Linked DNA regions of Mus musculus: region 1 is linked to region 2. The links are chromatin loops, found by intact Hi-C in ENCODE. Cell type or tissue: heart. All regions are shown on one strand. Each heading gives the region's core, and the rest is flanking DNA. Links, peaks and the distances in the headings are about the cores only. Region 1 holds the start of 6430584L05Rik (RIKEN cDNA 6430584L05 gene). Region 2 holds the start of Adcyap1r1 (adenylate cyclase activating polypeptide 1 receptor 1).

The links. Hi-C counts contacts between places; a loop is a spot of excess contacts. Peaks named below come from ENCODE experiments on the same cell type or tissue, not always from the same donor. Only the 100,000 strongest peaks of a DNase experiment are listed, where the experiment ranks them.
Region 1: it touches region 2 in a loop (2.5-fold over the local background); 14 of 42 quality-filtered maps call a loop at or near these places.

The regions. Positions count from the first base shown.
Region 1 is chr6:55,392,166-55,407,039 of GRCm38, forward strand. It overlaps 6430584L05Rik (RIKEN cDNA 6430584L05 gene), which reads left to right and starts at 4,722. Exons shown (of 4, transcript NR_046179.1): 1 at 4,722-4,808; 2 at 13,377-13,550. In heart, for the core only: a CTCF peak has its summit at 4,221; DNase peaks (open chromatin) are centred at 4,236, 4,666, 6,896, 10,386 and 2 weaker places; H3K27me3 peaks cover 5,983 bases.
Region 2 is chr6:55,445,229-55,460,102 of GRCm38, forward strand. Adcyap1r1 (adenylate cyclase activating polypeptide 1 receptor 1) reads left to right here and starts at 6,750. Exons shown (of 17, transcript NM_007407.4): 1 at 6,750-7,140. In heart, for the core only: no CTCF peak of the experiment used is centred there; DNase peaks (open chromatin) are centred at 6,833, 8,553 and 9,187; H3K4me3 peaks cover 1,604 bases; H3K27ac peaks cover 343 bases; H3K27me3 peaks cover 7,842 bases.

The sequences.
Region 1 (14,874 bases), core at 2,485-10,484, 54 kb before region 2:
GGTGTTAGTTGCTAGTTAATAGCTGGTGGCAGTAAATGCTACTTAGTGGCTAGGTAGCACTTACTTTGAAGCTTATGATGTCAGTTGTGGTGGAATCACTGGCTTTAGGAATTATGTAGCTGCTCCTAGGGGTTTTATTGTGGTTACTTCTTGGTCCCTTCTGATTTTGTTATGAGCCTTAAATCCCTACTATAATGCACACTATGACAGGTCTCTGTAGACTTAGAATATGTCTGTACATGCAAGTCCATGGCTAAGCTCTTGACTTGCAAACTCTTTCTATGAGTCTTGGCTTTTTCTCTGTGGCAGGAGAGGCTGAGTAGAAGGTGATGTCTAAGGGTTTTCATGAGGGGCACTAAACGGTCTAGGGTATAGTTCAGCAGTGGAACCTGTGTCCGGGAAGGGCACTAAGTCAGAGGAGAAAAAGCAATGCTCGTTCTGGCCACCAGGTGGCATATGAACTGTGTCAAGAGTGGGATCTCCTTGAAGGAGGTCCTGATCTAGACAGGAAAGAGGCCTCCCAGGATCAGGCCTGGGGCTTAGCAAGTCTAAAAGGCTGGGGGAAGAAGAGGCTTCTGGGCTGGGAAAGGAGGGAACTGGAAGAAGGGGAGGGCTGTCTGAGAGACCACCCTCGCTGGGTTAGATATGTATAAGGAGACAGAGAGGGAGAAAGGAAGGAAGAGAGGGAGGGAGGAAGAAGGAGAGGGGGAGGGAGAGAGAGAGAGCACCTATCAACTGGGAGCAATAGAAGAATTAGTGTTCCCATGGGGGTCTCTGTGCAAGAGTCAGGCTGTAGGGAGTTTCCTGGGCGTGTCCTCTTTTGGGAGAAGTCTTCTTCCATTTTCCAACCCACATGCTTCTCTCAGCACCTCTCTTCAGGTCCTGAGAGGAGTTTTGCATGGAGGTAGGAAGAAAAGAAGGGAAGGAAGGAAGGAAGAAAAGGAGGGAGGAAGGAAAGGACTTTCCTTGATGCTTCCGTTTGCTCCTAGGAATTTGGAAAGAGCCTCGTGCTAGGACCTGAGGTTGGATGTGAATGACTAGGCAGAGAGGGCATGGGTGAGGGCTAGAGAGGGACGCTTGGACCAGGCACTTGGCTGACTGTGTATCTGCATGGGGATCCCTCCTGGCTCTGCTACTCAGGCATGTAGACTGTGGATGATTTCATTGCTGGGAGCCAGGCTGTGAGAAGGCATGTGGGGGATTTACATTCCCCTGGGACTCTCTTGGGTTTGTTCTTAAATTATTCACGTGAAGCTCCCTGTTCCTTCATTAGGTGCAGAGAATTTAGGGATGTCTGTTTCACTTTCCACTCTGCAGGAACATGATTCTGTCAAGTTCCATGGATGGGGAAAGTTTGGGTCCTGCCCCTGCTGTTTTATACCAGCAGGGCTGAGACAGCAAGTCCTGCACTGCGGCCTGGATCCTCCTCAGGTAGCAAGTGCCTTCCAAGCAGGCTGACCAATCAACCGCTAATGTGACAGATGATCAGTACAAGGAGACAAATGGCCACTGTATCGACTGTACTAGCCCCAAGTATACAAATGGGAAGTAAAATGTAGACAGAACAAGGCTCAGAAATACCAGACCTAGTGTGGAGATTTGTATTGAAGGCTTCCTATAGGATGCATAGCTAAGCTAAGTTAGACCATGAATTTGAGTTGGCTAGGTGAAGAAGCAGTATGTGCAAAGGCCCTGTTGCAGGGAGGAGCTTGGCACTGAGGGGACTAGAAAGAGGTACAGTGAATGAGTTTCAGTGACAGAAGGGGAAGTTGACCAAGACTGCAGTGGGGTAGGCCAGGCTACACCCAGATCTCAAAGTGCCAGGAGAGCCGCAAGAAGCTATCAAAAGTGTCTATCAACAATACAAAAATGTATAACAAACCTTACACATTTAAAATAGGCTCCCCCCACCCCTGTTCATGTATTTAGACTGAAATTTAGGCAAAGGGCTCTACTGAAAGCCCCGGGGTCTAAACTGGAGCCTCTAACTAGGAAGTTTAAAGCATGGTAGTTTAAAGCACAAGGCCAGACTCAATAGTGTCTAAGTTCGGGTTTTATTGCTGTGAAGAGACACCATAACCAGGACAACTCTTATAAGGAACAGCATTTAATTGGGACTGGCTTACAGGTTCAGAGGTTCAGTCCAATATTATCCTGGCAGGAAGCATGGCAGCATCCAGGCAGGCACGCGCTGGAGGAACTGAAAGTTCTATATCTTGTTCTAAAGGCAAACAGGAGGAGACTACTTACTGTCTTCCAGGCAGCTAGGAGGAGGTCTCAAAGCCCACCCCTATTGTAACAGACTTTCTCCAACAAGGCCACGCCTCCTTACAACAAGACCACACCTCCCAATAGTGCTATTTCTTGGGTCAATCATATCCAAACCTCCACAAAAGCTGTAAACAGTGGCAGTTAACTTGTGAAGTAGCGTTTCTCAGAGGTTTCCTGGGATGTGTGTGGAGATGGAAGGGAGAGAGTTTCAGATGAGAGTGGCAGTCAGTCTGAACAGATCTACAGGGACAGAGAGCCATGAAATGCCCAGTGAGGTGGACATGAGGTATCTTGGGGCTGCAGGGAGAAGTGGGGTTGAAAGAGATCTGGTTTGGAGTTGGAGATCATGGCTGTTGGAATATGACTGGGTTTCAGCAACAAGAGCACAGGCCAAGCCACCTCACGAGGAACAACACCAGCTTGACTTCCTTTAGGGTCTGACTGGGAAGTCGGAGTCTCCGAGGAGGCTGAGAAGGAACAGCCAGAGAGGTGGGAGGGAGAGCAGATGAACGTGGAATTATGGGGCCAAACAAAGAGTGTGGTAAGGAGTTTCTGGCGAAGGGTCTGAGCACTGCTGAGCAGCCTTTCAAGAGGAGGCTGGAGGCGCATCCAGGATTTGGCAGCACCGCGCACAGCAAGAGCAGATTTGGCAGGGGATTGGCAGACGTGGGTAGCCAGACGGAAGGGTACTGAGAAGTGAATGGGCCGTGGGAAAGTGGGGGCAGTGTGTTCAGCAGCTCTTGACTGAAGTGTGCCTGGGACAGGAGGGGACACTGTAGGTAACAGGAGGCAATTCTGGGTCCAAGTGGATCCAAGCAGGTGTGACTGTACTTGGCTCTGAGAGAATAGGGCACATGTGTCATTCAGGTGGAGATAGATCACTGGTGGAGGAGGGTGTGGTGCAATCAAATGAAGGTTGCAGGGGACTGAGGAGGACTAAGAATCCAAGTGGGAGCACGGCTGGGAAGAGGGTATTTGCCTAAAGGGAGTAGCAGAAACTCATGGGGCTTGGCATGAGAATTGGTAGAGAGAAGTGGGCTACTGGCTCCGAATTCACCATGATGGCTAGGTTCATGGTTGGCTGGAGTTTGGGTGATAGGAGCATATAGAGATGGGAAAGTATAGTAACTGGAGGGTAAAAAATAGGAGAGGAGGGCACATGGGTGACTGATGACCAGTCAGTATTAATAATCTGGGAACCTCAACTAGAGAAGGCAGGGTTAGCCTTTCTCGGAGACAAGACATAAGAGACTTGGCTCTATTTGCAAGAGAGCATATGCAGTGGGCATGGAGCTGAGGGGAAGGATGCAGACTGAATGGGACGTGGACCTGGGAGGTTTAGTGTCAGGGTGGAGTAGCAAGCTGAGGAGGAACCCTGGGAGGAGAGGAGGCTCTGTGCATGCAGCTGGGTCCTGGGGTCCTGATAAAGCAAAAGAAGAGACTGCGGGGAGTTGGGGGCATTGTGGAGACAAGGAGAGAGAAGACTAGTAGGGTACTGACCATTTGTCTGGGCATTTCTGTCAGCCAAGGTGAAGGTTGGGGCTTGAGGGACTAGGAGAACTTGGGCCAGAGTCTCCTGAACTCTGGGGCACCTTCAGAGGTCCAGGAATCTCAAGAGGTGGGACTCAACATGGGAGGGATAGCAAAGAGAGAGATAGGGCCAGGATGGAGAGGACCCGGGAGAGCTGCAATTGCTATAGGAAGCCTGTGTCTTGAAGCTTGTGTCTAGAAGCCTGTGATGCCTTTAGCCTGTGGCTTCAGGGGCTCCCAGAGGCCCCACGCCTGGAGCCCTTATGTGGTGTTGGAACATAACAAGAAGCAGCAGGGTTGGATTTATTTTTTCAGTCAGCTCTGATTGGCTCACTCATGTGTATGAACCTCTTCCTGTGGACAGTGCTCTTTCTGGCTGGCTCGCAAGCTTACGCTCATCTCAGCTCTCCATTCTTCCCTCTAGGAGGCTCCAGTTCCCAGATTCAGGGCAATGAAACCAGAATAGCACACACAGCAGCTGTGCTGCCTCAATAATACAAACATCTGGGTCCTGGGGCTGCCAGAGTGGCTGGAGCCTTTCTGCATGCAGACAGCCAACATCTTCCTAGTTAGAATTTCCCCCTGCCCCTACTTTCTCTTTCTTGTCCTCTCTTCCCCTCGAGGTCATTCTAACCCAGGTAGTGTGTTGTTACATGATACGTGATGAGAATGTGTGGCGCTCTCCCTGCCTCTCAGTGAGGAGAAGCAGGTGGGTAGCATACGTGTTCACAGATTCTTTTGGGGCTCTGGCTTCCCTGCAGCAAGTAGGTGGGTCCGCGAGCCTCCCTCCCTCAGAGGCATTGCATAAGCAGCCGCAGCCCTGAGTACATTCCCATGGTTACCGGGCTGGGAAAGGCTGGCCGAGATGGCATCGCCATGGCACCGGCATGGTCCACAGCTCTGCTGGGCGTGGCTCTGGTATGTGTAGCTCTGGTCTCTTGCTGGACAGATGGCCTTCACAGAGGGCCCTCCCAGACATCCAGTGGCCTTGGATATCATGATGTGAGGTAAGCAGACAGGAGCAGTCTGGGTGGAATTTGAGGGCTTCTCATGTCCTCACAGAAGGCCTTCAGTGGCTCAGCCAGCAGCCTTGCTGTGCGGTAGCTCTGAAACCAGTTTTTCCTCATCAAGGGCTCAGCACAGACCAGATGGGCCAAGCCACAGCTCTGCCCATTGCCTACACCCCCTTGGAAGCCCCTTACTCAAGCCCATAGGAATGAGGAATATGGAGCCTGGGCTCCATAGCCATCTGTGTTTGGCCACCCTCAGGCAGGCTGTGCCCAGGGATGCTACAGTCAGGGATAAGATCTTCAGACCTAGGCCTGTCTGGGGGACACAGGAGAAGAAGGGCATGTGAAATGGGTGGTCGAGCTGTCAATGCAGCTGTGGGGATGGCTTGAAAGGAGAAAGTCGGAAAAAGGGGCTGGCAAGAAGGCAGAGGCAAAATTCTGTGTGTCTCTCCATGATCATGTCTGCATATGAAGGCTCAAAGCTAGTCTCTGTGGTGCTAGAGCACAGGAAACTCCATGTAGAAGGTAGTTGGATGGGGAGCAAAGATGCCGTGTGGGGCCCGGGGAAAGCTCAGTAGGCATTCCTCCTATAGGGACACCACCAAGTAGTTCCCTGAAGCTCAAGCTTGCGTCTGTGATTGTCCTATAAGATGTCCCACAAAGGGTCACCCAGTTCTTCCAGCCAACCAATAAGGATCATCCAAATCATTCTAACCAGGGTGATGTCCTAACCCATCCTCTTGTCACAGTTTTCCGTGTGTAAGTCACATCATGCTGCATCAGACTCCATGCAGACCCTAAACTGAGACTCTCTTGTCCTTCACAGCCCATGTAACAAATAGGGACAAAATAAACCTTATCACCTCCCTGACGTGACATTTGTTTTTAAAGTAGGACACCTGGAACAAAAAAGCAGAGTGTCCTCTCATTTGGCTGAGCACTGTGTGTCAAGCCTCTCAAATGGTCCAGAATGTCTGTGAACGTGCAGTAAGTGTCAGCTCTGGAGCTAGCCAGCCAGGAAGTCCTATACAGCAAGGACCAGCTATACATTATCGAAGCATTCCATTTATATGGCCAGTCTTCCCTCTGCTTCACTTACAGCCATATCCACAGATGGAGTGGGTCCTAGTCATGATCCATAGCAGATGTCTGTCTTCAACTGTTTTGTGTTGCTAGGACAAAATGCTTGAAGTTGAGTAATTCGTAAAAACCAGGCATGAGATTAACTCACAGTTCTAGGTGCCCAAGAACATGGGGACATCTCAGATTTGGTGAGGACCTCTAGGTTCCTCAACACGTGGTGGATGCATCACACTGGGAGCACATGCGGAAGGGTGTGTGTTTGAAGACTTCACAGGGCAAGGCAGAAAGGGGAGTCTGAACACCAGGAACAGCTTTGTAGCACCCCATTCTCTTAAGAATTAGCTCATTCCCCAATATCAGTATTAGTTCTTTCCATGAGTAGTTCTGACTTAATTACATGCCACATGGCTCTACTTTCTAATACCTCCTCAACTCTAACACTGCCACCCCGGGATCTTCCAGCACATGTTCTTCCTGGGACACTGTCGAGCCATGGAAGCACCGGCATGAACACACAGAGTGCTTATGAGGAAGGGGATAAGGCGTTGCTTTCTAGTGCTAGCCTGGAAAGCCTAGGGGAGAGAGAAGAGAAAGATTCTGGCAGGAAGGGGAGGGTCCCTGAGAAAAGCCCTTGTCCCACAGTGCCCCGTTATGTCTGCTGTCCCTGTCCTTGTTGTCAGACTCATCATTTGCTCTGGGGGTGGGAGAGGGGATGCTATACATGTGCACGGCACAGAGAGTTCTCGCTGGTAAGATGAACATGGTGCAGGCTATGTACACACAACTTGGCTGAGGACGCCCGGGTCCTGGTCCTGAATAAGCTGAATGTTCATTTGAGTGTGTACATATATGTGAGTGTGCATGCATCAGTGTGCAAGTGTGAGTGTGCAAATGCTTGCTAGTGCACACACATGCTCTCTCGTATGTGTCCCTGAGGGTGAGGCACGTGTGTGAACATGTGCCTGGCCCTGCTCTGATGAGGCCTGCTGGCTTGCTAGCAGCTGGAGTGCTTGCTATACTGACAGGGCCTGTAATCACGGGAAATTACCCAGCCCAGAACTAAAATTAAGGCTGAGGCTGCTACCACAAGACCTGCTTACAGAACAGGCTCCCGGAAGAAGGTGGAGGGGAGAGGGGGGTGCTGGGGGGGAAGTCTCTGCTGGGAGTTGGGACTTCAGGGGTGGACCAAGCTTGGCTGAGAGGCATGGAAGGGAGAAAGCCCAGCTCTTATTGAACACACAGTGCTGGTGCCAGGGGCCACGTTGGCTGCTCGCAGGCTGCCTTTTATTTATGTCTCCTCTCACAGCTTGGCTCCCCGCTCTACTACCTAGATGGTAGGAAATGGTCTTCTTTGCTCCCAAGAGCAGACACTGAGCCTGAGGCTGAGATGTAAGGCTGGTCACTGCAGCTCTCGAAGGGCGGGGTTGCCTGACAGCATGATGGTGCCTGGGTAGGGAGAAGGCAAGCTCTCTGGACCCTGTGTGGTTGATCAGTGAGTCCTCAATGGTTTCTATGGCCTTTAACACTTGGTGGTTGGGTGCAAGGGTACCAGGAAGAAACCCAAAAGCAATCCTCCTGGCTTTATCACTCTCCAAGACCAGAAGCATGACTCTGTGGGAGTTCACTCAGCTCTCCAGGGAGCTCAGTGAGACACACACTAGTCTACTGAGCCCTGCTCCCAGGCTTCACTCCTTTGGACCTTATGGGCTCAGGGCTCTCCGTGTTCACCTAGGGAACGTGGGACAAGGCTTTTCAGACATGACTAGCATTGGTGTCTCTGCAAAGACCTCTCTGTGATCCTGTGAGTGAATCTTCTCCCAAGCCAGTGAGTGTCTTGTTCATGGACAATGGATGGGGTCTGCAAGGGGGTCCAGGGCCGGGTGGATGGTTAGACATAGGTCCACTTTGCTCCTACTCACCTGATCCCAGGAGAACCTAAATCATTAAATGTGGAGGTTACAGAGAGAAAAAGTGCTAGCCCAAGGCCCCATATGGCATTTGCTGGCACCACAATCTTCTGGCCTGCAGCCAAGGAGTGGCTGCATCTGACTGAGCAATGAAAAAACGATCCAAGTGCCAGGCGCTGTTCTAGGATTCAAGTGTGTGCACGCATGCCATTTAAAGAGCTTGCTGAACAGTTACCACCAGCTCCATGTCACAAGTGAGGAAAGAGGCAGCTAGCTCCGTGATTTTGGGCACAGCTGAGTGGAAATGGCATATGACCCTTCTACCAGCAGGCTGGCAGCAAAGTGTACAATCTACTCTGAATATGACTGAATATGTCTAATGTAGAAACTCATTCTGTATAGCCCCTGAAAATGCTCAGCAGGAAGAAAGCTCACTTTTCAGAGGTCCCGAAGTAACACCCTAAGTTGAGGTCTTATGCTGGACATGACTTGGAAAAGACAGTCACAAGGCTACGTGCATGTATTCTCTCAGTGGCAGTGAGCCATGACTAGCTAGGTTTAGTTCCCAGCCATGTGGGTGCTGGGAACTAAACCTGGCTTCCTTGCAAGAGTAGCAAGTGCCGTTAACCACCAAGCTATAGCTAGGGCCCCTTGTTTCACTTTTTAAGCTTCATAAAGTTTGGAAACATTCAGCCCATTTCATAGATGAGAAGTTGAGATTCGGAGAAGTTAATCTGCTTGCTCCTCTTAGCTTCTGGGCTCAGCTCTGGGTCACGAGCTCTATCTGTTCTGTATCTCTGAGCTCTGGATAGCCTGAGCACAAACAGATGTGGGCCTACCCTTTACCTTACCTCATTGGTCATCTCCCTCTTTATCCCGAACTATATATGACTCCTGCCAAGTTCCCTCAGGACACCTTCCTGGAAGCACTAAAAGATTCTATTGGTCTGGATAGAAGCGATAGTTTCCTCTGGTAATCTGGAGGCTTGTGAGAAGTGAGCCAGACTGAGGGGGGTCATGCCCGGTTCCAGTGGGGTCTGTTGAGCAATCCATGGGCCCAGACTCACCCATCCCGAGGACTTCGCTAGTCTCTTCTTTTGCCTTCAATCCACAGCAAGCAGCTGCAGGTGGATAGACACTACATTTCTAGGGGCTGATGTACCATAGGAACCCATACTGCTCAGAGTGGCTCAGACCACAGTATTAACTGCTCCTTAGGCCTGCCTCCTTCTCCCACTGGCCCAAGTCCCTAGCTCAGGGCTCACTTTCAGGGCTAATGGGCTCTGAACTCTTGGGCTCTTCTTCCTCAGGGGGATCCAAGTGAGGGGTGGAGTCACTAAGTAAGCTAGTCAGCTCCCCAGTCCACAGCCTGTCCCTCCTATTGCTTATACCACTCAATCTATATCATTTGCCCAGGTTTCCTGGGGTTCCTTACTTCACTCAGAGCCAAACACTGAGTAACCGGACGGCCTGTGTGCCTTGCATCAGGACCATCTCTTGCTTTTACTTCAATGGCTTCGTTCCAGCACGCTGGTCTATTTACTGTTCCTCATCCAGGCTCCTTGCACCCGCCATGTCCTCAGATGTCTGCATGGGTTACTCCTTCACCTTCGTGGGCTCTTCTGAACAGATGGCTCCTTCCACTCAGAATCGCGCCCCTTCCTCTCTCTGCAGTTTTCTGTGTGTCCCCTCCTGTTGGAATGCAACTTAGCTCCCTTACTTAGCTTTTCATTGTTTCCCTGAATTAGAATATGTGTTCCATGAAGGTGGACGTCTTTATTTAGTGTGTTCAATATCACCTGCGTCGGGACAGGCATTAGAGAGACGAGACTGTACCAGCCAGAGACATGGGCCAGTTCTGTGTGCTCTGGAGGCGAGACTCTGGGTGGGATCTCACCGACTGGCTGTGGCGATGTTTAATTAATTTGCACTATATCTTACACATTATAAATGCCAAATAAATCATTATCATAAGGAAGAAATGGCAATTTGTGATGTGAAAAAAGGAAAGAAAATGCTTAGAAATAAAATCAGATAAAAGTAGGTATAAAGAAGACTGGAACTCTGAATTCTTCCTTATTCCTTGAGCCCAAGATCTCCTGCTCATCTGTTTCTGAGGCTCTTTTTTTTTTTTTTTTTTTTTGCCCCAGGGGCCTTTCCCTGTGTGGAATTCTGCTTTGGTACAGGATCTGGCTCCATACTGCTGGCTGTAAACCTACATGAAGCACCCTGGGCCAGGCTTCGTAAGGAAGACTGCTCACACAGACGTGCCAAGCAGACGGTATCTGCTCAGGGAGGCCAAGGACATAGGCTGCAGTGGTGTGTGCCTGACTAGGATTTCCTTCCTGTGGGCACCACGGAAACAGCTTTGGGTCTTCAGGACTCAGAACTTGTGCCAGTAACAAGGCAGTGAGAGCAGTTTGACGGTGGCCACGCAGGGAATCTGCATCCAGGCAGGGGCTGAGAGCAGATCTCTGGCCTCCCAGCCTGAGATCCTCCAACTGCTTTATATGTGATCTTTGGAACTCCTGCAGGCAGCCTGGGTCCCCCTAGAGAATGTCATGGCCTTGACCCTGTGAAGCCTACAGGGCTCTTTCAGCACCCCTGGGGCCAAGGAACTCCGGGTTGCTGAGTTCTGCAGGGCTGGCTGGAGGCGTGGGAGTCAGGGCAAAGCTAGTTCTCACTGCAGCCCTTACTCGATCTGAACTCCCTTCTCTCTTGCAACCTTTCCAGGATCTGAACTCCCATGCTCCCCCTTGCCCTTTGAGATGGACAGTCCTTTCTGAATGTCTCTGGGGAGACCACTGCTTACCTTCTTGGGATAGACTCTCCCAAGGCCCAAGAGAAACGTGATCATTAGAGCTAGAGGGCTATTTTTTTTTAAGATTTTTTTTTTAATGTAAGTACACTGTAGCTGTCAGACACACCAGAAGAGGGCATCGGATCCCATTATAGATGGTTGTGAGCCACCATGTGGTTGCTGGGAATTGAAGTCAGGACTTCTGAAAGAGTTGTCAGGGCTCTTAGCCACTGAGCCATCTCTGCAGCCCACTAGAGGGCTATTGATACCTTCTTGCCATACTGGAAACTAGGAACTAAGGGCATGAAAGAGAAGGGGCTCAGTTAAGGTCTAGGACAGCCAGGGAACCAGAGGCAAGGCAGGTGTGCCTCAGACTCCAAGTTTGTTTTTTGTTTTTTGTTTTTTGTTTTGTTTTGTTTTTGTTTTTTTTGCTTTATTTGCTTTATTTGGCTGGTGTCCGGGCATCTACCTCACGTGCTTGGTAACAGTATACTCACTGGGTCAGTTTATTAGTATTTAGAACTTCCTGTCTGCCCTTGCTCTCTTGACCCAAGCTCAAGGGTCAAGTCCATAGCCATAGATTCCTTCCTGTTTCCTCAGCTGGTGCCTTGAGGGACCCCCTACTAGCTGGGTCCTGGAGGGGACTCTCCATCTCCACAGCACACAAAAGGTCAGAGACTATGCTTGCTCATCCTTCTCTCTCATGTATTCAGATTTTCCTGTTGAGCCTCTGCTATGCTGTGTGCCAGAAACTGTTCCAGTGACCAAAACACACTGGTGAAAACAAATAATGCTGGACCCCCAAGGATTTCACTGGCCGTGCCTTTGACTCGTTCTCACCCACAGCATAGTCTCAAGCAGCTGAGAGGCCTGGAGCCAAAAGAGCAACCGGTCAAGGCTGCAGCAGGGATCTGAAGCACAAGTTGGGACGAGACTAGGTTAGGACACAGCCATGCTTTTCTCCACCTAGAAATCACAGGGGTTCCCTTTGACCACCTCAGGACTGGAGGCGGGGGAGTCCCTGGGGACATCGCGAACATCTGGTAGCTAGGCCAGGGCAGAGAGCAAGAAGGACAAATAGACCCAGGTATCTTCCTGCTCCTAAGTCCCTGCCTTCAGGTTATGCTGGTCTGGTTGCCCCCACCCCAACCCCCAACTCCCAGCCATTCATTCTGGCACTCCCCCATCTCCCTCTTGGTATGACCCTGCTCCTCCACATTTCAGGGCCCAATTGGGAGATTAGCTCTCCACAGAAACCCAGGCTGAGAGGCAAGGGTCTGAGATAAGAGGTTCAGATGTGGGAGGAGGCTGCAGCTGGGGCGGGATGAAGACTTCTTGCAGGAGAGGAGGTCAGCTTTGGAGAGATCCTGGAGGAGTAGGGTTGAGGTGAGATACCAGAGCAGTGAGCTCATAGTACATGATTGGAAATGAAGTAGCTGTAACCTGAGGACCCAAGGTACCACAGGCTCCTCAGTTCTTCCTCAAATCCCCGCCTTGAGCTGTCAAACCTTACTGCCCAAAATGTGCTCATTTGGACCTAGAACTTTTCACTGTATTTTTGGTGGCGCTGAGTGACGGTGGAACCTGAGAGCTCAGACGTGCTAGGCACATGCTTTAGCTGAGCTATACCTGAAGCCTAACCAGGGCTTTAAAGATGTCATTAAGGTAAAATGATATCCCTGGGGAGGCTCTACGCCAATATGTTGGTGTCGTGATGAGAAGAGGTGATTGAGGCAGAGGCAGAAAAGAAGAAAAGTCATGAAAAAGGAAATACACCCACAAGCCAAGGAAAGAGTGAGGTCAAAGCACAGCCTTCCAAGGCAATGATTTTGGGCTCCTAGCCATGTGGAACTATGAGGAAACAAATTTCTGTTCTAGGAGTATCCTAGCCGGGATTGTTTGTCACAGTGGCCCCAGCTAAGTCATCTAGGAGTCAGGCTATTTGATTATGATTGTGCATGTCTATGGACCACGTGGAGGGCCCATTATCCAAGGACTCTGCTGGGAAAAGACAAATACTAGGGCCAGAAGCCTGGTTTATTATTTCCATGTGTTTTAGTTAAATGGAGCCTCTTGTTTCTATGAGGCACACCCAGAAGAGAAGGTGACATTCTTTATGTGAAAATCAGGCTGGCTTTTGAAGGGAATTGGTGAGTTGTCTTTGCTTTCAATAACGCAAGTGAAAAGCAGATGCAACAATGCCAGTACAAGAAGATGGGTCAGCTATGGCCCAGCCGCTGTCTTCATCATGGGCACTTCAAGGAAGGAGGTGGCTGTTTTACTCCTTCCTGAAGCCATCACAAAGCCTACGAGGACGAGTTCTTAAACACACAGCTCCTGCCTAGGAGGTCACTCATGAGACTTCTGGATGTGGCAGGAGCCAAAGGGAGACATTGGCTGTCCATGGCATAATGATAAGGATAGCTAACCTTCTTATTCTCTAGACACTACAGACTCCATGTTCTAAACAACGTAGTCTTGTCCTCTTTACTGCACCTCAGCACAGTCCAGTGATGCAACGTTGCTTCTCCCCCTGCTTTATCTTATGAGAAAAGTGAGGCGAAGAGATTCCATGACAAAGCCTGCAACCAAAGTTAAGAAGGGTGAGCAATACAGTCATGTGTGATGGGGATGTGAAAAGGGAAGGCGCCCCCCTGGGAAGAGGTTAGGGAACAAACCATCTGGGCCACCCCTCCAAAGTCTTGCCCTCAAGAGGGACTTTAGGACACTCACGAGACTGTCAGAGAAGAGTGACTGGCTCTTGTTTGGGAACAGGGAGCAATCAGGATGAGGAAGACAAGCTGTACGAGACTACTGGCTACAGGGCTGAGTAATGCAACGTCAGATGGATAAAGTGTGAACGATGACACACAGCTACCTCAGGTACTGGGAGAAAGCTTGAAGCGTGCAGATTTGTTAAGCACCCAGTCCCTCCTGAACAGTACAGTGGTAAGTGCTCTGGCTTATCTTGTGTGTGTGTGTGTGTGTGTGTGTGTGTGTGTGTGTGTGTGTGTGTGTGTGTGTATGTATGTATGTATGTATGTATGTATGTATTTACACAGCATCAACCATGCTCATATTTGGCATCTTTTTTTTCCAGATTTTTAAAATATTTTACTTATTCACTTTACATCCTGCTCTCTGCCCCTTCCACAATTCTTTCCCCACCCCCTCCCTTCTCCTCTGAGTGGATGGGGTCCCCCTGGGTATCCCCCCACCCTGGCACACCACATCTTTGTGAGGCTAAGCACATCCTCTCCCACTGAAGCCAGACAAGGTAGCCCAGCTAGAAGAACATACTCCATGTACAGGCAACAGCAGATTTGGTTTCCTATTTTGGTTCCTTTATAGAGTACAGACAGTGGAAAGAACCGTGGCTATAGTTGGCTGTCTTTCCGTGCACAGCGTGACTTGCTGTGTTGCCCATGAAGCAAGGCAAGTACCTTTAGCAACATTACAGTGGTCCCTGTGATGCCCACAAAGAGATTTTAGTATAGTGGTTCCCATGACACCCCTAAAGTCATTAGAGCACAGTGGCCCTATGTGGGTGTTAAGTATTCAGAAAAAAATATTATCTGTTCTGGTCGTGCACAGATTTGTTTTTCTGGTAAGTACAATAATTATTTGCTTGGCACTTATTTTATATTGGGTAATATAAGAATTCCAGAGATGTTTTAAATATACTAAATGTGTGTGAAGCATGAATACCGTGCTGTTTTGTGTTAGGAACTTTACTGTCTCAGAATTTTGGTATCCAACGGATATCTTAGAAGTAAGATCACATGGCTGGTGAGGGAGGAATGACTTCATGACTCTACTCTAGTCTCTCAGATGTGTCTACATCTATTTCTAGTATTTTAGTATGCTTTCCTCCAGAGGTCTGTAGAAGTTATTTTTTGCAGCCAGGGGTGGTGGCACACACTTTTAATCCCAGCACTTGGGAGGCAGAGGCAACAGCAAATTTGATTTCCTATTTTGGTTCCTTTATAGAGTACAGACAGTGGAAAGAACCGTGGCTATAGTTGGCTGTCTTTCTGTGCACAGTGTGACTTGCTGTGTCGCCCATGAAGCGATTTCTGAGTTCGAGGCCAGCCTGGTCTACAGAGTGAGTTCCAGGACAACCAGGGCTACACAGAGAAACCCTGTCTCAAAAAACCAAATATATATATGTATATATATATATTTATGTATATATATATATGTATATATATGTATATATATATGTATATATATATACACAAATATATATATATATACAAATATATATGTATGT
Region 2 (14,874 bases), core at 3,663-11,662:
GGAAGGAAGGAAGGAAGGAAGGAAGGAAGGAAGGAAGGAAGGAAGGAAGGAAGGAAGGGGATCTTTGGTCTAGCCTGGGCTAAGTAGGGAGAGCCTGCCAAAAGCAAGCAAGCAAGTAAACAAACAAAAGTAAAGCAAACAAATTGACAAAAACAATATAAAAAAAGAAAATTAGCAAGCAAGGAAAAAACCTAACTTTATTTTTACATGCTTACCCTATGCTAAGCATCATACATCTCTCCAAGATACAAAGACATACACAGGCACACACACACACACACACACACACACACACACACAAATACACACACACACACACACACACACACACACACACACACACACATTTCCCTAACAACCTTAACTACCCAACACTTTTATTTAGTTTTGCTTTCTCAGTGAGGAAATAGAGGCACAGGAAGTTAAATGTGTCAAACTGGCAGTTTGAACCCTGAAGGCTAGTTCTGAAGTGTCTGTCTTGCCAGTATTGCTTGCTTCAGTGAAGCAGGAGGAGATGACAGGGCTCATGGTGTCCGCGATATGTGAGCAAGACTGAGGAAGGTAATGAATGCAGAGATCTGAAGAAAGGGTTCTGAGCAGATGGGTCCCTTCGGGAGTGGGCTGGTGGCTTCTCCCAGCAATAAGGATGATGGAGGTAGCCCCTTAGTCTGGCACTGAGGGAGGCTTCCCACAGGGGGACTAGTAGAAGCAGCAGGCTCAAAGAGATACTGAGACTAGCATCTTATGAAGATGCCTCAGCTCACCCCTGGCCAGAATCCTTCTGTAACCTTTCCCTCCAGGCCAATGCAGATTAGTTTCCTCATTCTGTGGAAGTGTCCTCAAAACACAAAGAAGCGGCTAAAGAGACAGCCTGGTGACAGAGATGGTCAGTCAGGCTAATTAAGAATAATTGCAAACACCTCTCTCTCTCTGTGGTGGCCATGCCAGGGTGAAACAGATCCAGGGCTGATTTCCACAGGAACCTGAAGAGAAGGGCAGGGGTCGGGGAGGTAGCTGAGCATCTTCGACTCTTCTTGCACATCTATCTCCTGATACACAGAAGTAGCATCAGTGACATTAGGGTTGAACTGAGAGGGCTGGCAGCACCTTTGGACAAACGACTTTGTCTATCCAAGACTTGGGTTCTTCATCTGCATACATATGATTACCATGTCCCTAACCTATACAGCTTGATGAGTTCCTAAGATGACATCCCAGAGCCTGTCACATTGTAAGCTCCTGAAGAGTGCTGCATACATTGTTTCAGCCTTACCCTCTGTGGCTTTGGACAGGTTGATGTAGTTATTTTTCTCTGTCCAGGGCTTTGGACTTCCCACCGAGGTATAATAGCCACAGGGGTTGGAGACTCACTTGTAATCAGCCCAGAGTGGATGCCCAATACTGGGTATGCAACCAGATAAGCACAGCCTCTGACTTCAGAGACCTGCTGTAGCAGGGAGTTCCAGTCCAGCCCTCATACTCCATGATCCAGAAGATGGGGACTGTGGTAGGTTAAAACTTAAGTACCTACAGTCCCTGCCCCTGGTGTGCAGTCCCATATTCTCCCACCCTCTTGGGTGTGGACAGGACCTATAATATTGCGTGATTTTGATTTCCTGATTGGAGCTCTTATGAGTCAAAGGGCAATGGATCTTGCTGATGTTACTGAGTCTGTTTCCCAGTGAGTTGCCTTTAGGTGTGGGAACAGGGAACTTTGAAAGATCTTAAGCCCATCAGATGAGCCCTTTGAGAGAGATATCAAGGGCTGAGAGGCAGCATAATGCTGAGGGTTACAGTGGCAAGATTGGGCTCTCAGCAGCACCTCTAAAAGCTAAGGCCCAAGTTCTACAACCACAATCGACTTAATTTAGCCAACCCCCTTGGGATAAGACCCTGTGCCTCCATGGAAACCCTGGGCTAGGTCTCCTTTTGGTTGATTCCTTATAACATTCCAAGCAGAACCAATCCCTGAATCCATGGAACTGTGACGCATACCGGGTATATTACCTTAAGCCATTAAGTTTTCAGTAACATTTTGAGTGACACTAGAACATCAAAACCATACATACTCGGTCTTGAGTATTTGCAAAGCCTTACGCCAGACCCTTCCCACCAGCTCAGGGTCTAGAGCCCAAGGACCCTATGAATTTTTTGCAGATAGTTCTCCCCATCAGTCACAGCAAAACCATTATTTTATCAGCGGCCAACATGTTCCCAAAGTTGATCATCAAATAACATTCTATTTGCTCTACTTTTAATATAATTATCAACATCATTTGTATGACATCGACTCAGGTCTCAGCCTGTAATAGGCCCTCCATTATTCTGAACTGCTTTTTTTGGGAATGGCTGTATTCATGCCTCACACAGGCTGCCTCCTCCCACACGAATTATCTGCAATTTCTATACCCCTGTGCCTGCAGAGGCTCTTTATTAGAGCCAGGAATGGTGTGGGGCTGGGGCAAACTGTCATTTTTAGCGCAGTTAAGACAGACTTCAGGAAAGTGCAGGGGCAGTAAGTGGGAACTGGCTTTGACTGTGGTATCTGCAAGGAGGGGGCAGACGTGATGTACGAATTTATTGTGACAGGAGCTAGAGCTAGCCAGGGGTAGCAGACCCACTCCTAGCTGAGGGTAGGTATGTGCAAAGTGGCCTTGAATTCATGTGTCCGATTTGTGATATAGGCTGGAGTGGTACTTTCTGCAACTGAAGAGGCTGTGCACAAATACCAGGTGTGAAGAAGACAGAGCAAGGGATGTAGGGATATGAAAAGAATCCTATGGGGCAGGGGCGGGAGCAGGAGAGAGAGAGGGGGAGGGAGGGAGGGAGGGAGAGAGAGAGAGAGAGAGAGAGAGAGAGAGAGAGAGAGAGAGAGAGAGAGAGAGAGAGAGGAGATGGTGTGAGACAAGAACTATTTCATTCTCCATCAACTATGGGTTCTAAGAACGTCTGGCTCCCATGAGTAACCAGTTGAGTCCCTGGGGAAGGCACTACAGAAGGTGAATGGGAAATGTCACTCATTCTCTGACAAGCATTGCCTGAGAGTGATGAAGCCCTGCCTCTGCAGACAGGCCCTGCGGTCTGCTTTCGATCCCTCAGGAGGGAAGATCTCTATCCCAGAGGAGAAGATGTATATTCTGAGCATGAATCTGCGTGTGGTACCACCCACTGGCTCACACCTCTGGGGGTGCATGCTGCATGGAAAGGCGCACTGAGTATGCATATTTGCCTCTGCACTCCTCCGGGCTGGACAGACGATTTGCACATCTATGTACCTAGGTCGGAGAGATGTAGGTCTGCACACAGGTCTCTTGCTTTTCCTCCGGGATCCAAGGAATTATTTATCTCATCCAGTCTACCCTGACGCCCATACGTTCCAACTTCCCAGATGCGTAAGTTTTTATCTACGAGTTAGGGAGGCACAGGGCTGGTTCTGATCGGAGACCTGCTCTGCTGGTAGCTATAATGCCTTGTAACTGGAGCATCATTTCTGGTCCTGAGCCTTATGAGTGACAGCCCTAACTCTTGCCCCTGTCACCCCCCCCCCCCTGCTTCTCATTCCAAGTAGTCTTTGCCTCACTCATCTCTATCCAGGGCTGGGCTGTGGAATGGGTAGGGGCCAGAGAACTTAAGCCTGGTCTTTGAGGAATGCCCAGTCCCTCTGAAGATGCTTCTCTCCTTCTCAACTCCAGGTAGCTTCCAGGGCACCTCAGGGCATTTCAAGTACACCAAGGCCACCATCTGCACAGCATGGTTCTAGACAGAGAACTAACATGCGTTTCCTTTTATCTCAGGGTGTCCCTAGGTCTGGGGATCAGACCCACCAGGTCCCTGCTCTGACTGTGTGAGCAGACCACTTTGGGAGGCTTGCACGCAAGGCATGGGGAGGGCTTCTCACAGTGTTCCAGAGCACTCCAGCTGTATGTTAAAATACCCTAGGGAGCTTTCAAAAAACACTCCTACCCGAGCCTCTCCACAGACCAATTATCTAATTATCTGTGGTGGTGAGGCCTGGGCAGGGGTGTTTTTTCAAAGCTTGTGAAGAGATTCTGTTGAGAATAGTTAAGAAGGGTCCTTTCTCTGAGCAGACTTGGTTCTACAGAGTGGGAGCCTGCCAGGGATGCCAGGTCTTTACCCCGAGACACCTGTGTTCTGGAAGGTACCGCTTATGTCTGAGTGGCGCCAGGGCTGGGCTTGTGTCACGGAAGGAATGGCTGTGCAGGAGAGATGAATGCTGGGTAGGGTGACCTGGCATTCATCTCCCTCAGTCCCTCATCTCAGGAAATTGAATTAAAACCCATATTTTTCAGCTGCTGCCTGCCCAGCTGGCTGGCTTGTGGAGAGGGATGAGGTAGTGAGCACCTCAGGGTAGGAACCATGAGTTTCCTCATTCTCCAATTCTGGGAGGGAAGGCACCTCAAGAGGGCTCTGGGAACCTTTCGTTCCTACCCCAATGCTTTCCAGAGCCAGGCAGCGAGGGTGGGGACGGTAAGCTGCGAAGCATGGAGAGTCAAGGTTAGAATTTGAAGTTGGCTTTTTGGGTGAGTGACCATAGAGATAATGGGAAATCTTGGCTCTGTTCTTGGTTTGGGGCACCAGAATTGGTGTAGTTCTTATTCATAGGAACACATTTGTTAGGAGAGCCAGAGACAAATCCCCGAGTCAGGCACATGACAAAGAAGCCCATGCTGGGCCTACAGAATGATGGAGGGCATAACTCACAACACATTCATCTGCTGGGGTCTGGTAAGTCATCTTTGTGCTCCTGTGAGGTGAATCAACTAGGAAAAAGCATCGCTCTTGGATGACTTCAGGCATACCTGGCTCTTAGGTTGGGTACAAGTAGTAAGTCTGACTGTCCTCTACCTGGAGTCTGCCAGGGACTCACCTTCAGGCCATAGGCTGTGAAGCAAAGGGAAGACATGTGGGTTTACATGAATGTCTCATTTCTTTCTGCACAGCTGGTTGCCTGGATAGAGGAAGACACCCACCATGACTGTCTTTCTCATATTCCATGATGTGCACCTGCTAACACACAACAGAAAGCAGGGCTCTGGTTCCCAGACACAGACATGAAGAACCAGCAGTATGTAATGAGCCAGGAACTGGATGCACAAACTCAAAGCGTCAGGATTCCCGTAGTGGAGTGATCTGATCTACTGTGGGTAAGTGATTGCATCTCCCCCTCCCTGGCAGCCCCTAGTGCCAATGTCCCATGTTTCATGTTCCACTTCCTATGTGGAGGCTATCAACAGCCCTGCCTCCCCTTGAATGTCTCGCAGTTTGCAGAGTACTTTCACAGGTGACATCTCATTTGATCCGTCCTACATCAAGGCTGGAGGCCAAGTAGAGAAGCTGACCTCCAGTTTGGGAAAACAGACCAGAGAGAGATGCAGTGCGTTCTAGAGCTGCTCCTGATTGACTGCTGACTTCTGCCCAGCGTCTAGCTGTACTCTCCCTAGAGGGGGTCCTGACCACTCTTAAGAGAGAAGACATATTCTCCACTGCTCTTCCTTTGGAACATGGCCTGAAAGAACACAAGCGAGTGCCAGCTGTCTACGAGGTGACCAGTGCTTCCTGGACTAAGTGGGGAATCATAAACTTGCTGTCTGTATATAGGACACTCCATACATCTTTCTGGAGCATCAGGTTGCTTCCTATTCTTAGCCTTTCTGTTTTCATTGTGAAGTCGGATGTAAAATGATCATGTAGGTCTTACCAGTTAGGGTTCTGTGTGGCTCCCATTCATGGGTCTTCTCCATCTCCTTGTCCTTTTGTTTTCAGCTAGACTGACCTTGCTAACAAAAGGCTCAAGTTCTTTCTCCTTCCCTCTTCTTCCTTGAAGGTTCTTCAGAAGGACACACATCAAGGGTGGCTCAGAACTTGCCTGAACAGGCAATGACAGAAGCCAGTTGAGACTAAGTGATGGGGATACAAAGAACTCAGGATGCTGTGACTGGACACAGTTATGCCAAACTGGAGGTGGCAGGATATTGGCACTGTGACCTTATTTGACTGAGTTCTGCTCATTAAGCTCCTGCTTATCAAATTGTACCAGAAGAAGGGTGAGTACACCATATCACCAACAACAATAGTAATTTGTTTAGCATCAGTGAATATATGAGCCTAGTACAAGTTTGCTACTGGCACACAGACTGTTCCTACACAATGTTGTTCTTCTCATGAGCCCAGAAATAGAAACGATGTGGTGCAGGTGAAGAAGTGGAGGCTCAGAAACATCAGGCCGCACACCCAAACTCCCAGAGCTGGCAGGGCAGTCTCATTTATTTTTAACAGACTTCCCGTAAGCACCTCTACTCCTTTTCTGGCTATAGAGGTGTTCTCTGGGGTGTCACATTCGAGGACATCTAGATAGGCACCTGCAATTCATCCCTTCTAGACCCCTGACTGTGAGCAGAGGAGGGCCCAAAGAGGGCCAGGGACTTGCTCAGGTGGCAGGTTGCCAGAGGAGGCTTGGAACACAGAGAAGAGAGGGAGAGGGCTTTCTCTAGTGGATGTTTTGCTGTTGGACAGAAAGGTGGTGAGCCCTGAGGAAGGCACAACTCAGCCCGGAAGCTCTGCGACAGAACTGGGAAAGGGGGGCTGTTACCTCCGCCTCCGCGCCCTGGGTCCCTGCTGCAGCTCTGGCTTGTGTCAGCGCGGTGGTCCTCATCCAGCTCCCCATCTCTGCCCCCGGCCTAACCCCGCCCCCCGGGCTCTCATTGGCCTGCACCCCACCCCCCGCCTGCGAGGTCTGCCGGGGAGGCGGTGGTCTATCGCCTCCCTCGGCCCCGGGCCTGGCTGCGCAGCAGAGGCGGCGCCTCTCCCGCAGGACAGAGCCGGTCGAGTGGCACAGGGTGGGCTAAAGGAGACGAGGGACGCCTCGCTCCGATTCCCGACTGCGACTGGCTGCGACTTTGGAGCAGCGCGGTCCCTTGTGCAGTACGCACACACCGCGGCGCAGGGACACACAGACTTGGCTGCTCGCGGCCACACGCACCGAGAGACCAGGCTCGGCGCGCGCTCCGCGGCGCACACGCTCCAGCCAGTGCGGCTCTGGGCGCGGATTCGCGGGTTGCGCGTCCTCCTGCACCTTCAGCCCCTGCGCCCAGCAGTCCCGACCAGCCCCGAGGCCATCAGGTAAGGACCACTCCTGGCCTGTCCTTCTGCTCCGCACTCGCCCAGCGCCAGACCCTTTTCCAGCGGGGCCCTTGGACCCCTCCTTCAGCCCAGAGGTCTCCAGGAGCCGCGTGCTCTGCCAAACCCAAAGCCAGCGAGGGCCAACGCGGGGCACAGAGTCGGAGCCCATCCTCTCCCGCCGCCGCGGGCTGCCTACGCTTCTCTCTGCTCCATCCAAGTGTCGGACCGTGGCTTGGAGCACATTATTGTAGACCATTCAGTGAGTATCGGCCTAGCTGTCTCAGCCTTTTCTGGTGCCAGAAAGAGGCATTCAGGGGCACGAATGACACTACGGCCAGAGATCCCCCAGAGCTCGATCTCCCTGTCTCCAGGTCGGACCAAAGCGCCTACGTGGATTTGGAAAGAAATGCTGGAGGGTCTCTTGGGAACTCGGTTCTACAGTCTGCAGGGCGTTTGAGGGATGAGCTGCGGAGATAAGATAGGGATCAATTTAGTTTGTGCCCCCAATAGAGATAAGCTTTAGCATTGTTTTTAAAAGGATAGCCCTACGGCTATAGGACTATCCTAAGGATAGTCTTTCCCCGGGGCTCGGGGAGAGGTTGACCAAGAGACGCTTGGGGGTTGGTGGTCTAACAAGGAAACGCCCTGCAGGGCCTGTGGGGGAAAATCGCTGTGGGAGTGGGGTTGCTGTAGTGGGCCCCTCCGAGACCCCTGATGTTTGTTTTAAAGGCCCAGGCTCTGCAGTAGCTAGCTGACTACTGGGAGCAGGATCATATTGTCAGCAAGAGCAAGGGACCAGGCACCAGTTCGTGGAACTAGATCTTCAGGAGCAAACACGCAGGAAGGGGATGGCGATGGCATTTCCCTCGCTGCTAGGGAGTGGAGCTTCAGTTCTAGGAACCCAGAGCCTTCTGGACCACCTTGGCATGAGAGGGGGTCTGGCTAATTCCTCAGTCCATTTCAGGGCTGCTGTGACTACTTTTCTTTACTTCAGGCTGTATGTCCCATAATTCCCTCATGGCCTAAAGAGAGAGAAATAGGCATCTGTTTGGATTTTTTTTTCCCTGTGGCAGCTCAGGTGCATTCCTGTGAGGGTATGTAGGAATTTAGAGCCCATACAGAGGACGTGGAAGGCAGTCTGCCCCCAGACTGCAGTTGGACTGAGGCAGACCATTCGGAAGGTCAAGCTGCAGGCTGGAGGGTGGCTGTGGGTTTGGGACAAGGGTTACTTGTACTGTGATGAGGCCTTTTGGAGCCCAGGGATAGCAGGTAGCTCTTTGCTCAGAAGGCCTTGAGATGCATCTGATATGGTGGCAGGTAAGGCTGGAGGAGCCCCCATTCCCAAGTGCAGGCCTAGGACTCCTGCTCCTCATTGACCTTGGAAAGAACAGGCAAAGGCCCCAGTCTGGACACAAGCCAAACTCTGAACACACAAATTAAAGACAGGACATGCTGGAGCCGGCCTTGAGCCAGATCTTCTGACCAATCCATCAACAAGTGTGTGTGGTGTGACCAGGAGTCAGATGTGGTCCCTCCTACTTTCTGCCATCAGTAGTGGTTCATGGGTGGTGGTGCATCTGTGCTGAGATCCCCAAGGGTCTGTCTGTCTGTCTGTCTCTGTGTATCGAGGAAACATGTCTGTGGTGAGCCTGGAGGAGGACCTTTTCCTGTACTCCCAAGACTGAGCCAGGCTAAAGCTCGCATTCACATCCTGTTTTGTGTGTGTGTGTGTGTGTGTGTGTGTGTGTGTGTGTGTGTGTGTGTGTGTGTGTGTGTTTCAGGCTCGTGGGGGGCTGATTGGGGAAGCACTTTGGAGCTCTTGTTTTCTCACATGGTCACCTCTCTGTCATGCTCCTACTTCTGGACACTCCTTTCTTCCATTTGTATTGAATGGTGACATGGACTCAGTGGATATTTATAGATCAGCACCCAGGTGGGAGTCTAGAAAGGACAGTAGCTAGGGCCACAAGGCGGTTTTCTCACTGAGGAGGTGGTCTGGCAGGGATGCGTTCTGTTCATCGTTCAGGATTGTTGACCAAATGGCAGAACCCAGGGTGCCCAGTGCAGAGGTTTGCCTAGGATCAGGAGTGTCATGCTCACCTGAGAGTCACTGGCTTTGGAGCTGACCCTGAGGTGACTGAAGGGCCTGAGGATATGTGTGAGGAGAGCTGTGATGCCCCAGGCAGGAGAGGTGGGGGCTTTTTTACCCCCAGAAGGCAGAGAGGCCTCAGAAGCTTCCAGCCACCTCTGACTAAAAGGAGCTGGGCTTGTACGTCTGAATGGATTGGCCCTCACGCTCCAGCTGCCTGGGAACATGGAGGCAGGAAAACCCTTCGCTGTGATGTGTTTGTACTGAGCTCTGGATGCCGTCAGAAGCACACAATAATACCCACCCCCACACTGACACACAGAGGAGTGACACACAGCTGGGAAGGCATGTACGCGTCCCTTGATACCTGCCTGGGCGCCGGGATGAGAGAGGGAAGTAGGCAGCAACAGAAAGACATTCTCACGAAAGGTCTGGGAACATTTGGTCACAAAGCCAGCCTTAATGAAGGTTCAGGTGTGTGTGTGTGTGTGTGTGTGTGTGTGTGTGTGTGTGTGTGTATACACTGTGTTGCAGGAGCCTAGAACATGGGATGTGACTCCCCCCTCACCCTCCCGTGAATCTAGTTAGTATTTTAGACTCTGTGGGCATTGCACTTGACTATAATGACTTTGTCCTGCACAGAGGATATATGAACAGAAACTAAACTTGACTATGTTTTAACAAACATTGCAGACACCCAATATTTTGATTTCATGCAATTCATTATTCAGGCAATTCCTTTTTTAAAAAAAATTCCTGGCTACTTAAAAAATGCATTGATTAGAATCTGTACTTGACTTTCTGGCTGTTCAAAAATTAGGAACAAAGTGAATCTGAGCAGCCAGGAAGATTTGCTAGCCCCTGGGATGGAAGGTTAGAGGTGAGAGGGTCTAAAAGGTTGAAGAGAAAGGATGTCTGATCTGAGGGCTCAAGATGCCTGAGCACAAGCTGTTCCACTTGGTCTCCAAGAGGCATCTGTCTGTCAGTCCTGGGGGAAGTCTCCACTGTACTCAGGGGATGCCCCCACCCTTGCAGTGTAGCTGGAGCCAGCACACCTTAAATACCTCTGATGTTGTCTTAGCATGCTAATTCGTTCTTGAACCCCTTCTCCTGTTCCTCTTAAGAGGGAGAAGGCAACCCTAAATCTCACCTTGGGTCTCACAGTAAACTTGGCAAGACCTCAACAGCCTTGTTCAGGGCTGGGGGCCAGAGGGTAGAGCGAGTAAGTGCACTGGTGGGCTTCCAGGAGGTGGTGTTCCAAGGCTGGGGTGGTCTCTCTCCTCCCTGCTCTCCTTGAATTCTGAGTAGTACCTGGCTTCCTCAACCTTCTCTCTGGCAGATGGGCATGTAGCGTACTGGCTGAGAGTACTGGCAGCCACTATGCACCTTGGAATCTCCTCACTGAGAACCTATGGCTCGCAAGCTCACCCTCCCCTCTGCTTCTCTCTTGCCCTGCTGTCCTCCTGGGACCTTTCTTTCCTGACACATCTTCCAGGGATACTTCGTTGTCATGTTGTCTCAGACCTCAGAATTCTGCCCACTTTCCATCAACCTAGTCCTTATCCCAAATGGCTCTCCGGTGGCTCCGCTCAGTGGCCATGAAAATCTCTTCCCTTGGTGGGGGTGTAGCAATAGTTTCTCATTCAGTGCCATCCCCCTTTCCTGGCATAGCCCTTCAGTGTCCCTAGCTGTTAGACTGGCTCCAGACTCCCCTACCTCCTCCCTGCCTCCTGCTGTTTTGCTCTAGAGGTGGCTCTAGTGGAGGGCATGTGTGGAATCCAAGTCTGTATGGAGAAGGGAGGGATGGACCCCTGATGTGCTCTGTCCTCTTTAGGTGCTCCTTAGGGCGAAGGAATTCAGGGTGCAGGAAGGATGCAGAGAGACACCAGACTTCCACTGATTGTCTGGAGCAGCTGAGGGAGGAGTTGTGAGTGGCCTGCAGCAGAAGCCATGCCCCCGCTGAGAGTAGAAGGTGGCCTCTGCTGGGTTTGGTGCAGTGAGGGTGCTGAAGGGTCTGCAGATCCCCCCTTCTTCTGACTAGGAATGTCTCGAGGTCTGTGAGTCACCAGTTCTTCAGTGCTGACTGGTGATGCAGCCCTGGCTCTCAGTCCCTGCTCAGCTCAGCTTCAGGACTGCTAGGGCCCAGGGAGGGCAGACTTTCTCTGGGTGGAGGGGTGGGCATGTTCTGGGGGTCTCCAACACTCCCCGCAGTCCAGTCCACATCCCATTCCTGCTTGGCACATCTCTAGGCTCGCTATCCCATGTAACCTTGGGGAACACCCTTCCTACTGGGATGCTTTCTGTGTCTTAGTTTCACAGTGATGAAGCAGCTTTTCAAGTTGATCTCAGGCAGGATGGAAATGTTCTGTTCATAGCTGCTCTTCCTGAAGATTGGGCAGGTACAGGTAGGCTTCACATCTCTGCATGTGACAGCCAGGAGCAAAAGATCTTCACACCTCTGATGGTGTGAGAGGTCACATGGGGGTTCAGCAGGCTCCTTTCCAAATGACAGAGCAGCAGAAGTAGAGGGGTTTGGAGCCACATTTTAGTTCTCTGGGATGCTCTCTGTGTGACCTTGGAGAAGTTGCACAGACTTTCTGGGCCTCTGTTGCCTCCCCTATAGAACGAGGAGAGTGCCAGGATCTCCTTCGTGTCAGTCAAGTTACAGGAGTTGATGGGTATTCAACTTGGAGGTGTACACAGCACATACTGACCATTAGGAGATAACGAGCAGCAGGCTGGCTGTGCCCAGTGAATGTGATACAGGGTGGAGGTGATTGTGCAGTGGCACAAGAATCATGAGCACAGAGAGGGAGACACCTCACAGACGCCAGGCTGTGGCACATCCTCGAAGTGCTGCCCATGGATCAGGCATGGCTGTCATTCCCACTTTGCAGACAACATGCAGAGGCTGAGCAGGAAGCTTAAGTACCTGGCCTGGGGTCAAGGCTAAAATCTACAGGGGAAACTTCCCACCTCCGTTCCACTAGGAGCTTGGAGGCAGAGCTTCCCTGTTCTCTGAGCCACCTGCCCGGCACAATTTGAACCCCAGAGAGAGAGAGCAGGGGGCATGCAGGGGAGTCAAGAAAGGGCCTGATGTCCCTCCTTAGGGTGGGGTATTTGACAGATCTGTGGTGGCCTGACTTAGTCCATGACAGGGACACCTGCATCTCTAAGGAGTTGTGAGGCAGAGGTAGCCTGGGAAAAGAGGAGCATCAGTGTCACATCTTGGAAGGCACAGAACACTGTGCCCCACAGAACACTGGAATGCAAGCACCAGGGGCCGCTGGGAAAGGGTAGGGACTGGAGAAAAACACCCGGAAGAGCAGAGAGTGGTGCTCTGTGAGGTCTTCAGAGACAGGAAGAGAAGTCAGGGACTAGATGAGGCAGCAGTGGTATCCAGGACCCTTGCTCAGTGATCGCCCCATCTGAGACATTCACCCGTGTGCATTCATGGCTCCTGTGTCAGCACCATGGATATCTCCCTGGGTTATGATCTGTCTAGGAGACTGTACCATAGAACTGAGGGTTCCTGTACATATCCATGGAGGCATGCATGATATGTCTGAGCTCATATCCTCACAGGAACATTTACTGTACATGGTTCGGGGTTTCCGTGAAGGGACATATGAGGAGAGGGGAGGGAAGTTGCCATCGCAGATGATCATATTGATGCTTTCAAGTGGAAGCCCTGGGATAAAGGTGCTTTAGTGTTTGTGGATCTGACATGTTTTTATGCTCCTTTGCTTAAAAATGAGGTGCATGGAGAGAGAGAGAGAGAGAGAGAGAGAGAGAGAGAGAGAGAGAGAGAGAGAGAGAGAGAGAGAGAGAGACTCCCTACCATCATGTTCCCGCCACCAGAGGGAACCTTAGAGCTTCAGCTCTGTGTCCCTGTGTAAGTCCCAAGGTTCTCACACAGGTTAAAACAGACCCACTGTAATCCACATGGCATCAGCTGAAGGGCCAGCCTGGCAGGGGTCCCAGGCTGCACTAGGCTGAGAGGGTCTGGGATGCAGAGGAAGTAGAAGGTATGCCTGGTCCTGAAGGGCTTCCCTGGGGGCCACAGCTCTGTTTTGGAGTCTTTAGATTACTCAAGGTGAACCCTGAGTTCAGAGGACATCCCATTCTTACTGGTTTTTCTGACCTGAACTAGCTGGGAAAGATGGCCTCTAACTGAGGCCTGCTGAGGTCCCCAGAACTCGATCGTCTCCCATCCTAACCAAGCCTGAGGTCATTTCTGCAGACAGGGTCGGGATCTCAGACTGGTACAGGCAATTGAATACTTTTGAGGAACCACCAGTGTTGCACCCATGGTGCCTGTACCCACTAGGAGTGGATGGGGCCTTGGGGGAGGTGCAGGCCCTTAAGCCTGTGTGCCTGACCCCTTTTCATCCCCCGGCTTCTCCCAATCTACTGAACCCTACGTGCTCCCTTCCCTGGGTACCTATCAGCTATCGGAGATCTCCTTACCATCTCCGAGTGAGTGAGCTGGAGAGGGGCACTCTTCTCTCTTTTTCTTCTTGTCACTGGTTTTCTTCCTTATTTTGGATGTCTGTTTATTACCCAATTGAGCCAAAAAAAATGTTGAAAGAGGGTGTTAAGGCCAGGCACTTAAGGCACAGAGGCATGGGAGGTAAAAGCTGGACCCATACGGTGCATGGGATATAGGGGCAGGCTTGTTTCACATCCTCGAGGCGTCCATAGTGAAGAGCTTTTTGTGTTAGCTGTGCTCTGAATAGGGCTACTTAATAATCCTTCCCACAGCAATGGAGTAATGACCACCATCGCTCTGAAGGGATGACAGCACTCTGCTTAGCAGGGGCAGTGTGTTGCTGCTGCAACGAGTAGCCTCATGTACGTTGCTCTCTGTCCAAGGGCAAACCTTTCCCAGTGCAGAGCTCCTGAGTGGCCAGGCATTTGTGTCAATGGTCAATTTTAGAAGCAGAGCAGGCTCAGGTGGAGTGTGAGCTCGGTCCCCACCATTTCTCTGGTCCCTCCTGGGGTCCTGGTCCTCATACACCTGTCCTTGAGGTCCAACAGCACTGTGATGTGACCACACCCTTTAGAAGTCAAAGTGTTGTGAGACGGGGTAAAAGGAGAACGTGATTGTCCCAAGTCTGCACTGAGAGCAAAGAGGCCCTTTCAGAGTGAACAGATGGTATAGAAGCTTGCTTCTCCATACCAGAGCTGTGTGGAGTTAGCTAGGTCACACAGGCTAGAGAGGCGTCTCGCTGTCCCAGTCCGCTCAGGGATGCTGGCTTCTATCCCGTTGTCATCCTCTAACCCCCGGGACATTATTCAGTCTGCCATGGAAGAGGTGGACCCTGTACTTAAGTGAAGCAGCGGACAAGACATGTGCCTGGAACAAGGGAGCCTGCGAAATGTCACTGCTAGGTGGGCATGCATATGCCAGCCAAAACTCTGCTTCTGTGTGGCGGCAGAGAATGCTGAGACGTGGAGACAGCTGGTCTATGCAGAGGAATTAGCTGCTCTGGAGTGCTCTAGTAGCCCGGTGGCTGAGCTGGCATGTACCCACCACATTCAGTGCCCTACTGTGGGCGCAGGGCATATGGTGCTCAACTCGTGTTGGTGGGATGGAAGAGTAAAGGGGTGCAGGCCCCAAGGGTTAACCAGGGCTGGAATCC